Regions from separate parts of the Homo sapiens genome. Here region 2 is linked to region 1. The links are chromatin contacts, found by Hi-C or POLR2A ChIA-PET in ENCODE. All regions are on one chromosome and are shown on one strand. The core of a region is the stretch at or near the end of the contact, and the rest is flanking DNA. Distances in the headings are between cores, read along the strand shown. Region 1 overlaps PTPRK (protein tyrosine phosphatase receptor type K). Region 2 overlaps PTPRK (protein tyrosine phosphatase receptor type K).

Evidence for each region. A loop is a pair of places that touch in the nucleus more often than their neighbours do. ChIA-PET counts read pairs that join two places held with the same protein, here RNA polymerase II (POLR2A). Pooled maps may share reads with other maps.
Region 2: a loop to region 1 is called in a map with no recorded cell type, with 2.7 times the contacts of the local background. The contact joins two enhancer-like sites. A Hi-C loop is called at or near these places in 3 of 37 single-sample maps with no recorded cell type and 1 of 50 pooled maps. POLR2A ChIA-PET finds 5 or more read pairs at or near these places in 1 of 52 experiments (GM10248).

Annotation. Positions count from the first base shown.
Region 1 is chr6:128,256,305-128,262,038 of GRCh38, forward strand. The region is part of intron 3 of PTPRK (protein tyrosine phosphatase receptor type K); the gene reads right to left. Among named protein-coding and RNA genes, the nearest start is that of PTPRK-AS1, 230 kb to the left of the region's middle. Within about 2 kb of position 3,612, at least 2 of the 41 ENCODE cell types and tissues checked have a DNase peak (open chromatin) inside an H3K27ac peak, as active enhancers do.
Region 2 is chr6:128,488,871-128,494,742 of GRCh38, forward strand. All of the region lies in intron 1 of PTPRK (protein tyrosine phosphatase receptor type K), which reads right to left. Among named protein-coding and RNA genes, the nearest start is that of PTPRK, 29 kb to the right of the region's middle. Within about 2 kb of position 2,866, at least 15 of the 41 ENCODE cell types and tissues checked have a DNase peak (open chromatin) inside an H3K27ac peak, as active enhancers do.

The DNA.
Region 1 (5,734 bases), core at 2,362-4,861:
TAGTGAGCACACACTATTCTAGCCGCTAGGGATACGAAGATGGATAAAAGGCAGAGCCACACCTTTTAGAAGGTAAACCTCTATGACATATGTAGAGCAATAATGTAAAACAAGAGAAAGAGTAGGCAAACTATGTTCTTCATTTTTTTTTTTTTTTGAGATGGAGTCTCGTTCTGTTGCCAGGTTGGAGTGCAGTGGCGATCTTGGCTCACTGCAACCTCCAACTCCCGGGTTCAAGCACTTCTGCCTCAGCCTCCCGAGTAACTGGGATTACAGTTGCATGCCACCACACCTGGCTAATTTTTGTATTTTTAGTAGAGACGGGGTTTCACCGTGTTGGTCAGGATGGTCTCGATCTCCTGACCTCGTGATCCGCCCGCCTCAGCCTCCCAAAGTGCTGGGATTACAGGCGTAAGCAACCATGCCCGGCTGTAGGCAAACTATTTTCTATCTGGGAAAGCGGACAATGATTCAAAAAAAAGATGATTCCAAGCAGTTTTAAAACACTGCAAAAAAAGAGGGCGTTACAGACCAAATAAGGTGTATTTGCAAAAGACTGACAAGAGGAAATATAATGAGCTATTGGCACAAGCAATTTTGTAGAACATCTAGTTAGGAAGAATAGAACAGAAGAGATTAAAACCTGGGAGATGGAGTGGCTCATGCCTGTAATCCCAGAACTTTGGGAGGCCGAGGCAGGAGGATCACATGAGGTCGGGAGTTCGAGACCAGACTGACCAACAAGGAGAAACCCCGTCTCTACTAAAAATACAAAATTAGCCAGGCATGGTGGCACATGCCTGTAATCCCAGCTACTCGGGAGGCTGAGGCAGGAGAATTGCTTGAACATGGGAGGCGGAGATTGTGGTGAGCCCAGATCACGCCATTGCACTCCAGCCTGGGAGACAGAGAGAAACTCCATCCAAAAAAAAAAAAAAGACACCTGGGAGATAGGAAGCTGGGACCTTATCTTGCATGGACTTCTACACCACAAAAAGGAGTCTGCCTTTTTTCATTTTATTTTATTTTATTTTTGAAGGTGTTGTAATGCCTTTAAAGGGTTCTACATGAGGGATAATGTGATTTGCACCTTAAAAAGGTCAGTGTGGTAGCAACAACCAGATTCAAGAACTGGAATCTCATCAGAAAGACCTAAACATGTAATAGTATGCCTAAATATGCTTGGATATTAGTCAACCAATCAAGAAATATTTATTGCATACCTACGTGTACAATAATGTGGAAAGATTTAGATTTTAGTGCTATATTAACATACATATTTATGGAGAGATCAAACACATTATATATTCAGGAAAACAAATTTGTGTATGTAATTTTTTAATCCAAAATGCAATAACAAGTGTTTAAAATAAATAAGTCTCAGAAAGGCTTCACTTAAATTTAATTTCAGACTTAAAATAATGTCATAAACATTGTCTTCACTCTAAGATTTATAAGATAAGTGAAATGATGTAATAAAATGCCAACTTTTCACCCCTTTCAATTTAAGCTAAATTCAGTTTTCAAAGATAGGTGTGATGGAAATTCATTTTTAATTTTCTCTATACTGCGTGTCACCAAAAAAACCAACATGATATACTCAACTAATCTAGTTCAAAGTTCCAGTTCTCAAAAATATGAAGGTTCTCTGATTTGTAAATAGACCTAAACTTTATTGTCATGGCTCATAATAAATCCTGGGAGAAAGAAAAATGGCCAGAATATATTTTATTCAGAAATCAATTAGGACCACTGAGAATTATTTAAATGTGATAATTTGAGGGGATACACACAGGGAGGAAAGTGTCTGAGAATAAAATCATTTTCTTTATACATAAACTAAATTTTATTCTCTTTAAGAAATAAGGCCTTTAAGAAAATCACCATTCTGCTTGTCCCTATATTCTTCTATAAGAAAATAGTGATTATGTGAAATTCCTTAAAATTTCTATAATAAAGACCAAAATATAATGTTAAATCAAGCAAGTGTTACAACATCCATTTGACTATGTTAAAAAGATCAAAATATGTTACATAAAACTGATATCACAGAGTAATCATGCATGGTTTAACTGGCTAATATCTCTCCCTTACCTCTTCCTGAAGTGCTCATGCTAACACTAGAGATAACTGACCAGAAAAATCCAAGGCACTGGGAAAATGAAATAAAGGAAACAAATACTGAATAAAAATGTTAGTTTCGCTATGTACTTTTTTCATTGTATATGTACTTTTTCATTAGATAATTATTTCTCGAGCACCTGATATGTACAAGAGATGAAAAACATAAAACAAAGTTGATGTCTTCATGGAAAACAGGCTAGTATGGAAGAAAGACACTAAACAAGCATATGGAACAGTGACCAAAGTGCTAAGGCAAGGAGGCAAAGGAGTTAACGAACAGAAGGGTAGAGACGGGGTAATTAGGTCAGCCTCTGAGAAGGCAAAATATGAGTAGAGACCAGAATGGGAAGATGGAGGTAATGCCATTCCAGGCGGAGGGAATGACAGGCACAAAGACTTTGAGATACGAATGATCTTGGAGCATTCCACGATCAGAAAGCTGAATGAGGGAGGCAGAGAGCAGAAGACAATTTAACGTGGAGCTAGCCAATAACTGGATTTGGATTTTATTGACTCCATTGAGAAGCCAGTGGAGGATATGGGGTAGAATTCCTAAGTTCCTGATATCTGACATGTGTTTTTAAAAGATCAGTCTGCTGTGAGGAGAAGAGCCTCAGAGAGGTAATAAGGGAAGCTGGGAGAAGTGTGGGGAGGTCCATGTTTGAGGAGGGAGACAGGGAAAGCATGGATTTTTAGCAGTGCTTCCCAAATGCTTTTATATTATGAAAAACAAACAGGAGATGACAACAACTGTGTGGCACCTTGAAGTAAAAAGACAACTGTCATAGTTCCAGGCTCCACCCTATAGGCTAGGTTATCACACTACAAATTTTTCAACACCTGCAATACCACTGTCAGGGAACACCAGTATGCCACAGCTCAAAACCACTAAACTAAGAGTGAGAAATTGTCAGATTGGGACAGGTTGCTTAAAAATAGAATATGAAGAGGAAAGCTTTTCACAATAACCTAATTAAGGAAACCAAAACATTATGTATTATGATTCCACTGAATATCAAGTTTAATATGCACATGCACACACACATATATAATGTACATATATGCACATACATACATGCATATGTATGTGCCACCTGTCAAAATATTAGGAGTCATCTCTAGAAAGCAGAAGGTGAGATTATGGATTACTTTCATTTTCTGTGTATTTCTTCAATGATTTCGTTACTTACAGTAAGTTTGCACTGGTTAAGTAACACGAATAGAGAGAGGCAAAAAATTTCAAGTATGTTTTAGAAGTATAATTCAGTGTGTGTTCAATTTTCATTCTTTTATGTGAAAATCATAAATCCCTAGGAAAGGGCCATAAAAATTCTAAGTATACTACCTTTCTAGCAGTTGAAGATATAACTTAAAACATTCTTTCCTTTTCATTTAAAGAAAGTTAAAAGGAAACTAAAAAAATGTGACTTCCTTCTGTAACATAAGAACCCTTCCACACAACTGCTTTCATTTTCCAGTCCATAACATATGTAAAGCAAACGTACAACATGGACGTAATTTCATAGGAAAGGCCTTAAACTATATAGACCCAATTAACAGTAGTCATCTTGGGGGAGAAATTGAATGAAATGGGTGAAATGAGTTTCACTTTTCATTTTACTGATGTCTGTATTTGAATATTTATAAGTATTTATCAAAATATAATTGCATAATTTAGAAAATCTTTTTTTAGACCTATAGAGTATATTATTCTCTGGATTACACTTCTGATGACATGGCTTCCTAAAATATATTTTTTTTTATTCTATTTTTTAAAAGATTGGATTTCATTCTAAATGTAACAGAACAGGCTTATAGCAGAGGAGTGACATAATCTGAATTATGATCTGAAGAAGTTTGTTTTGATGACTGTGAGAAGTGGTTTGTGGGAGACCAAGATCCAGAAGCAGAGACAATGTTAAGGAGACCACTGCAGTTGTTGAAGGAAAAGATGACGGCATTAACCCTGAGGATGCCCAAAAATAAAATAGAGAAGATGGCCTTTATCATTGCTACCCACAATATCTAGCATAGCAAATGGCATGTAGTAAGCCTCCTATAAAGAGGTATTCGGGTAAGAAAGTTAGGAAGAGAGGCCAGCCATCCAGAAGGCTGGGATGGAGATTACCGCTTTTCTAATTGGAGCTGGAGAAGCGAAACATGTTTCTTGAAGATGCTTGTATAATGTCCATTTATGAAAGCAGTTTCCTAATCTCCTAATAAATAAAAGACTCATATAACCACTACCACAACAAATTTGGAAGCAGGGACAACAAAAATTATTTCAAAACAAGCTTAGTTCTCCGTTCAACTCCAGTATTTAAGCATGTGGTCCCTGAACTTTCATGTACATTCACTGAACTTTCATGTACATTAGAAGATGCTGCAAAAATATAGGAAGTTGTAGTAAGTTACTTTAAAGACACCTAAAAAATACTGCTTTAGCAAGCTTAACATTTAATGATATAGTTGTCCTCTAAGATCTGAAAATAAAAATTTAAATTGCAAAACAAACATGCATTTTCTTAGTTTTTCCATCTCTTTTTATGTATAGGCTGAGGTCTCTACTTAGTATTTCATCCTGAGCTTATATAGCAATAGTTTCTGTTTTACCCCTCTTGATCTGTCAATCTATCAAGCCTCTAAACTTCATTTTCTATTTTACCCATCCAAATTTAAATTCCATGTTGTCTTTATTTATTTTATATTCCAAGCTCAGTGCTCCAAATAAAACTTTCAAAAAAGAAAAACCCATCAATTTTTGTTCAAACATATTAGATGATTCATTGTTGTATTTCTTTTGGTTCATATGATTAAAGATGTAAAAGCAGAAATCAATACTTATACAGATTTTTCAATAGTTATATGGATTTAAAATTTGAGAATAATGTTCTAGAGGGCAAAAGATGTTAAAAACACTATAACAAAAAACAGCAAATTTTCCAAACTAGCACTTAAGATATTTTATTACATAATATGGTGAAACACTACATTGTACATTGACAGGTATATTTTATTATAATTTCTTTATGAAATCCATTGTCTCCAAACTTGAATTAGCAAAATGTTTGTAACACAGTAAAAACTAGCCAGATGTCTATAGTTATTACAGGGGAAGTACTGTGTGCAGAGCTTCAGTCTAGAGCAAAACTGTCCAGCAAAATTGTCTGCCACAAGAAAAATGTTCTGTATCTGTCTACATAGTAGCCACTAACCAGCCACCTGCAGGCATCAAGCACTTAAAATGTGGATAGTGCAAATGAATAAATACATTTTTAATTTTAATTTTAATAATTGCATCTGGCTAGTGACTAGCTCATTGAACAGCAGAACTTTTAAATATGAATTTTGACAAATTTGGGCAATAGCTTTTGGAGCTATATTAACAGTTAAAAGCAAAAAGAAGCAACTGGTGGGTCAAGCAAACTTTCATATAAGACACAAATTCCACAAGAATCAAGAATATAGGCTCTACTCTTAAGCACAGCATCAAGTTGGGCCCTTACATGGTGGGCTAATTATTTCATGGCACCAACAAGCAAGAATGACATGATTATGCCTAGAATCCAATACCAGGAGTTACTCAGCCTGAGAAAACTCTCCACATGTG
Region 2 (5,872 bases), core at 1,616-4,115, 230 kb after region 1:
AGCTTGTACCAACAAATAGAGTGTTTTAAAAGTAGGATAAGTTTACTCACACACAAAAAAAAAATAAGAAAAACTACTCTAAGCTATAAAGCCACTGATCTCTAATGAGAAAGAAAAAAACTCTACCATATATTAAAATAATCTTTTTCTCATAATTTACATTTCTTTATTTTTACCATGAATAGGAGAAAAAAGCATACTTTAAAAAATAATTAATTAATAATTCATGTGATTCTCTAGTACACTTTCCACAAATCATAAACTTGAGTTCTGAAAATATTTCCACAGCAACGAATATTAGTGCCATAAGTTGAGGAGTGCACCTTCAGGTATTAAATAAAGTAACATATAAAGAGAAATATTTTATTTTGAATAAGGAACATGTTTTTACTGATATGCAGAAATAGATAACAAATTGGCTTCATGATGGAAAAAAACTGCATAAATTGTTCCAAAGGCAGTTTATGTTTATTTTCACAGTTTAGAGTAAAGCTCAATGCATTCTCCTGTTTCTTCTTATCCTGGTAAGAGTCCTGCACACAGAGCAGATAATGGCTTGATCCATGAGCTGGAACAAACTTCACCTGGAAATGATGCATATGCTCCGGCCTGAATCATGATAACTAAAGTGATAGTAACATGGTTTCAGAAATTAAACAATACTTGTCATATAACTCTCTTAGTCATATAAAATTAAGGAAAATATAAAATCAATAAAATCTAATTTTATTCTTTTCATATGTGGCCATGTATCTGTATTAAATTACACTATATGAAAGGCACATGGCCATGTACACATTGTCTGTTCTTCATTTAATTACCTCATTAAAAGGAGGATCAGGAAAAGAGTCCATGTATTCATTATAAGTTTTGTTTTCCTATACAACCAACTCAATTTTAAATTTGCAGGAAATGTTTAATGAGCTCAGAAATAAACTTTTTATAATTTCCCAGATCAACCCTAATGTAGATATGTATGCAGTATAATCCATTCTGCATCTGCATTTTCAGGAAGCTTCCCACACTTACTCACCCTCGATGGTCATTGTATTGCATTTTTACAACTGTATCATTTCTTCAGGTATGCTGAAGCTTAAGTGTCTACGAAAAAACGCTACTACATTTTAAGAACTATTTTAAAACATGTAACATACTAAACATATTTAAGTAATTAAAAAGTACTCAATTCATCAGACCAGTCATAGGTGTTAACATGGTCACTTTAATTCAAACAACTGCTTTTCTCTCCTCTTTTCTTCTTCCTGTCCTTTCACAAAAAAAAATCTTTTCCAAAAGATGACAGTCAAGAATAGACTACAAAAGCATTCTTTTACTGAATCAATGAGACTAAAACTGGGGAAAAAAATGAAGCTGAGTTTTGCTGTTATTTGAAAAGTTAATTCGTGACAAGAAAAATGTTAACATGTTTGCTGACCCTACTTATTCTGAGCCATGAAATTGCTCAAACCAGAGCAAACTGCCAACCATGACGAGAGTAAAGGATTCTGCAGATGCATCATTCCTACATAGTATAGCCCAAGGTGAACAGTCCATGAGTATTATACACTAGAACGCAGAGGGCTGGGTACAGAAAATAAGGGGAGGAAAGATGCCAGAGGCAGAATATGGTCATACCGCCCAGGCCCCAATACTGGGAAGTTCTGTCTTCATGAGAAGCAGTACAGCATGGTGATTAACAGCATTGATTCCACAATCACACTCCCCATGTGTAAATCCTAATTCTGTCATTTTCTAGCCATGTGACCTTGGGGCAGTCGCTCAACCTCTCTGTGCCTTCATTTTCCCACACAGCAAAATGTGTATGTATTAGTATACTAGGGCCAACATAGCAAAATACCACAGACTTGAAGGCTTAAATAATTAATTAATTTTCTCATAGTTCCAGAGGCTGAAAGTCCAAGATCAAGATACCAATAAGGCTGGTTTCTCCTGAGGACTCTCCTTGATTTCTGGATAGCCACCTTCTGGTCTTCTGTCTTCATTTCTGTGAACACACATTCTTGGAGTCTCTTCCTCTTTTTATAAGGACATCAGTCATAGTAGATTAGGGCCCACTCTTATGACATCATTTAACCTTAATGACCTCTTTAAAGTCCCTACCTCCAAATACAATCACATTGGGGGTTAGGGCTTCAACATATGAATTTTGGGGAATACAATTCAGTGCATAACAAACAGTATAAAACAATAATAGCTACCTCACATGACTGTGGTGATGATTAGATGTATTACTATACAAGTGCCTGGCTCATGGGAAGTTCTATATAAATGCTTACTATTAGGCTAAGCCCCATTAAATTCACATGTCTAACAAGTATCCACAAATCACAGCATCAAGTGGATGAAAACAGACATTTGCAGTCTGTCTTTAAGATTTCTTGTATTGGGACAGTGATATCTTTGGGGATAAATGGAGGACACATCTTGCTGATAACATCTATCTCAATTCAAAACATGGGTGGTTAATATAGAAATGTTAGTGGTTCCTAACAGGAGCAAAACCAATAGATAGCTTTGATTTTCTCACATTCCCAGTGGGACACAAAGGCTTTTTGTGTCTCAGGATTATGTGCTGATAAAGAATGCGGAAAGAATGTTTATGAGGAAGCAGACAAAAGCAGCCTGGCTCCGGTGTATCCACACTTGGCAGCTGTAATGCAGTTTCGGCTACACCAATAATTTCCAATTATTTTTACCTGCAGTCAATTCTCAAGCTAGAAGACTGTGGTGAGAATATGAGATTAATTTAGACAGGCTCAGGCACTCATGTGAACACCAAAATCTGCCACTAAAACAAACATCAGGCTTACATTAATCTATCATTTTTTTTCTCTTGTTACCTTTTCAATCGCCCTTCATGATCCTGGCCAGGGTTCTGTGTGCGTGATAGATGGCGAATGGAATGGCAGACAGCAGCAGAACAACAGCAGCAAAAGTTACCGACCACAAGCACAGACACTGAAAACGAAAGCGGCTTGGTAACTAACAGGCTAATCTTCACGGCAGGAAGAATACTTGGCAATGAAACTTCCCCTGGGAATTGATTCACTACTGTTCACATTTGTTTAAATGAATTTAACATAATCTTCTAATTGTGGAAGTCTGATCCTATCACTCCCCTGCCTATCTGCCTAAAACTCTTCCATATCATCAGGTTGCCTCCAAGATAAAGTCATCATTCCCTTGCATAACACCCAAGGGTTTCATGATCTAGTCCCAACAAATTGCCACATTCATCTCTATTACAGAATCTTCAAAGATACCAGTAGCAGTTCCTAGTACCGTACTTCTGGGCCCTTCACATGCTGCCTTCTCTATCAAGAAAACCCTCCTCATTGGCTCTGATAACTGCTCTATGTCTTTGGTCTCAATGCTGATATCCCCTCCTAGGCAAATTCCATCCATCCACCCCCAACTGAGTAGTTTGCCTCTTCAGCATGTTCCCAGAATACCCCAAATCTAACACTATTATGGGATATATCATACTGTTACATTGTACATATTTAAGCAACTGCCTACTCAAAATTTTCAAGAGAACCTTGTAGCCTAACTATCCAAAAATGAAAATTCCAATATATTATGGTGGTTGAGATCAAGTATTTCTATATCAGACAGACCTGAGCTTGAAACTTATTTGTCTTTTATTACTCATATGGCCCCAAGAGAAGCTGTAACATGGAGACACAATAATATTTATTTTACGGGATTTTGAAGTATTTAATAAGTAAATACACTTGCCGCAGCACCTGGCATGAGGACAAGTTCATAGCTGTTATTTTCATGCTCAGTATCTAATTCATCTCCTACTACTCTATTGAATATAACCCACTCTTCAAGTTGGACTGTTTGGCCTGAAAATAGTCTTAAGTTTTCTCTTCAGCTGAAATACTCCATCTCCCAATCTTTGCATATGGAAACCCTTGCCTTCCAAAAACCCCTTGCTAGTGCCACACTTTCCACCTATCCTTTCCAAGCCTAGACCTGCTTTCTCCCTTCTCTTGGATAGCCCCCTTGTGCTTTTTGGAAAGGGCAGGAGACACTGATGTTTGCTCATTTTTGTGGCAACCCATACCCCAAATTTTCCCCCAATCCAGAGTGTGGTGTCCCATGTGCCACCAAAATGTAAGTATTTTAGAAGCCGGAATATGTGTTTTTATTGCTCTCTAACAATATCTGGCACATGGTAGGCACTCAACAATATATGTTAAATGAATGAGTGAGTTGGCTGTTTCTATTGCAAAAGAAAGCCAGCATTCACCTCCTTTACTTTTTCCTAAGAGCAAATTCTATTGACCAAAATTCACTAAAAACTGGAAATTAAAACTGCAATTTTTAAAAATTTATTACATACGAACATCTCAAGCCCAGTCAATGTACCCCCCGCTAACTGGCTGGGCGCGGTGGCTCACGCCTGCAATCCCAGCACTTTGGGAGGCCAAGGTGGGCTGATCACGAGGTCAGGAGATCAAGACCATCCTGGCTAACACAGTGAAACCCTGTCTCTACTAAAAATACAAAAAATTAGCTGGGCATGGTGGCAGGCGCCTGTAGTCCCAGCTGCTTGGGAGGCTGAGGCAGGAGAATGGCGTGAACCCGGGAGGCAGAGCTTGCAGTGAGCCGAGATCGTGCCACTGCGCTCCAGCTGGGTGAAAGAGCGAGACTCCGTCTCAAAAAAAAAAAAAAAGTACCTCCCGCCCCCTACACACACACACACACACACACACACACACACACACACACACACACACACACACAGAAACAACTATACTTATACTGTGGTCAATTCATAGAACTAGAAGAGAGTTTAGAAATCACCAAATGCAAATGCTTTATTTTAACCACATGGTAAACAAGCACAATGGGTGACTTGGTGTCATCAAGGCACTTTTCCTCCATCTCTTCATCTGGAAACTCCAAAGGTAACTGTCCCCTCATCTATGATGCTTTATCCAACTTCTCCAGATACAGCCAGTAACTCTGTCATCTGCCTTCTCTAAGCACTTCATTTCTACGTGAGTTATAACATTTATCTACATGTCCATTTCTCCAAACAGACTGAAGCTCCTAGAGGGCAAAACCTAAACAAAGCCTAACATAGTGCTGGTACACACTAGTGGTTTACCACATTGGTTAACGTTAAATATAGACAAACAGTAGTTACTAGAACAGGTGTCTGTGGTCCAACTACCTGGGCAGCTGAGGCAGGAGGATGGCTTGAGCCCAGGAGTTTGAGGCTGCAATGAGCCATGACCTCAACTGTGAACAGCCACCGCACTCCAGCCTGGGTAATGTAGCAAGACCCTGTATCTTAAAAAAAAAAAAAAAAAAAAAAGTGTAGTTACTTGAACCTGCTAATTGATAAATTTTAATTGTTTCGATAAGATTACGTGTTATGCTGACATTCACCATCACCATTTTTTAAAGATATAATGATTTAGTAGATTTTAAATTTAAAAGATAAAATAAGCTACATTATAGTAAATTTTGACAACAATTTTCCTTCTAAATATATCCCTGAAATTAGTATATTGTGTTTCAGATAAGATGTAGGAAGCTTTGTGATCCGCCAGACTTGCAGTGTGTAAATAGGGAACAACTTTGAAACTGCTGCCCAACAGCTGGAGTACTCAGCGGGAGCACTGCAGTTAAAAAAAAACACTTTTGTTTCCCTGGGGGCAAAAGGCTAGAGCCAAACACAATAGTACAACCAAAACAACAAAAGGAGAAAAAATGTTTACAGGATTTATCTTGACGCTTTGGGAAGGAAAATAAAATATTACAACACTTCAATGGAAGTGGCACCACGCCGTCATGCAATCCAAAAGCATTTTAAAATCTGCCCATGATGTTT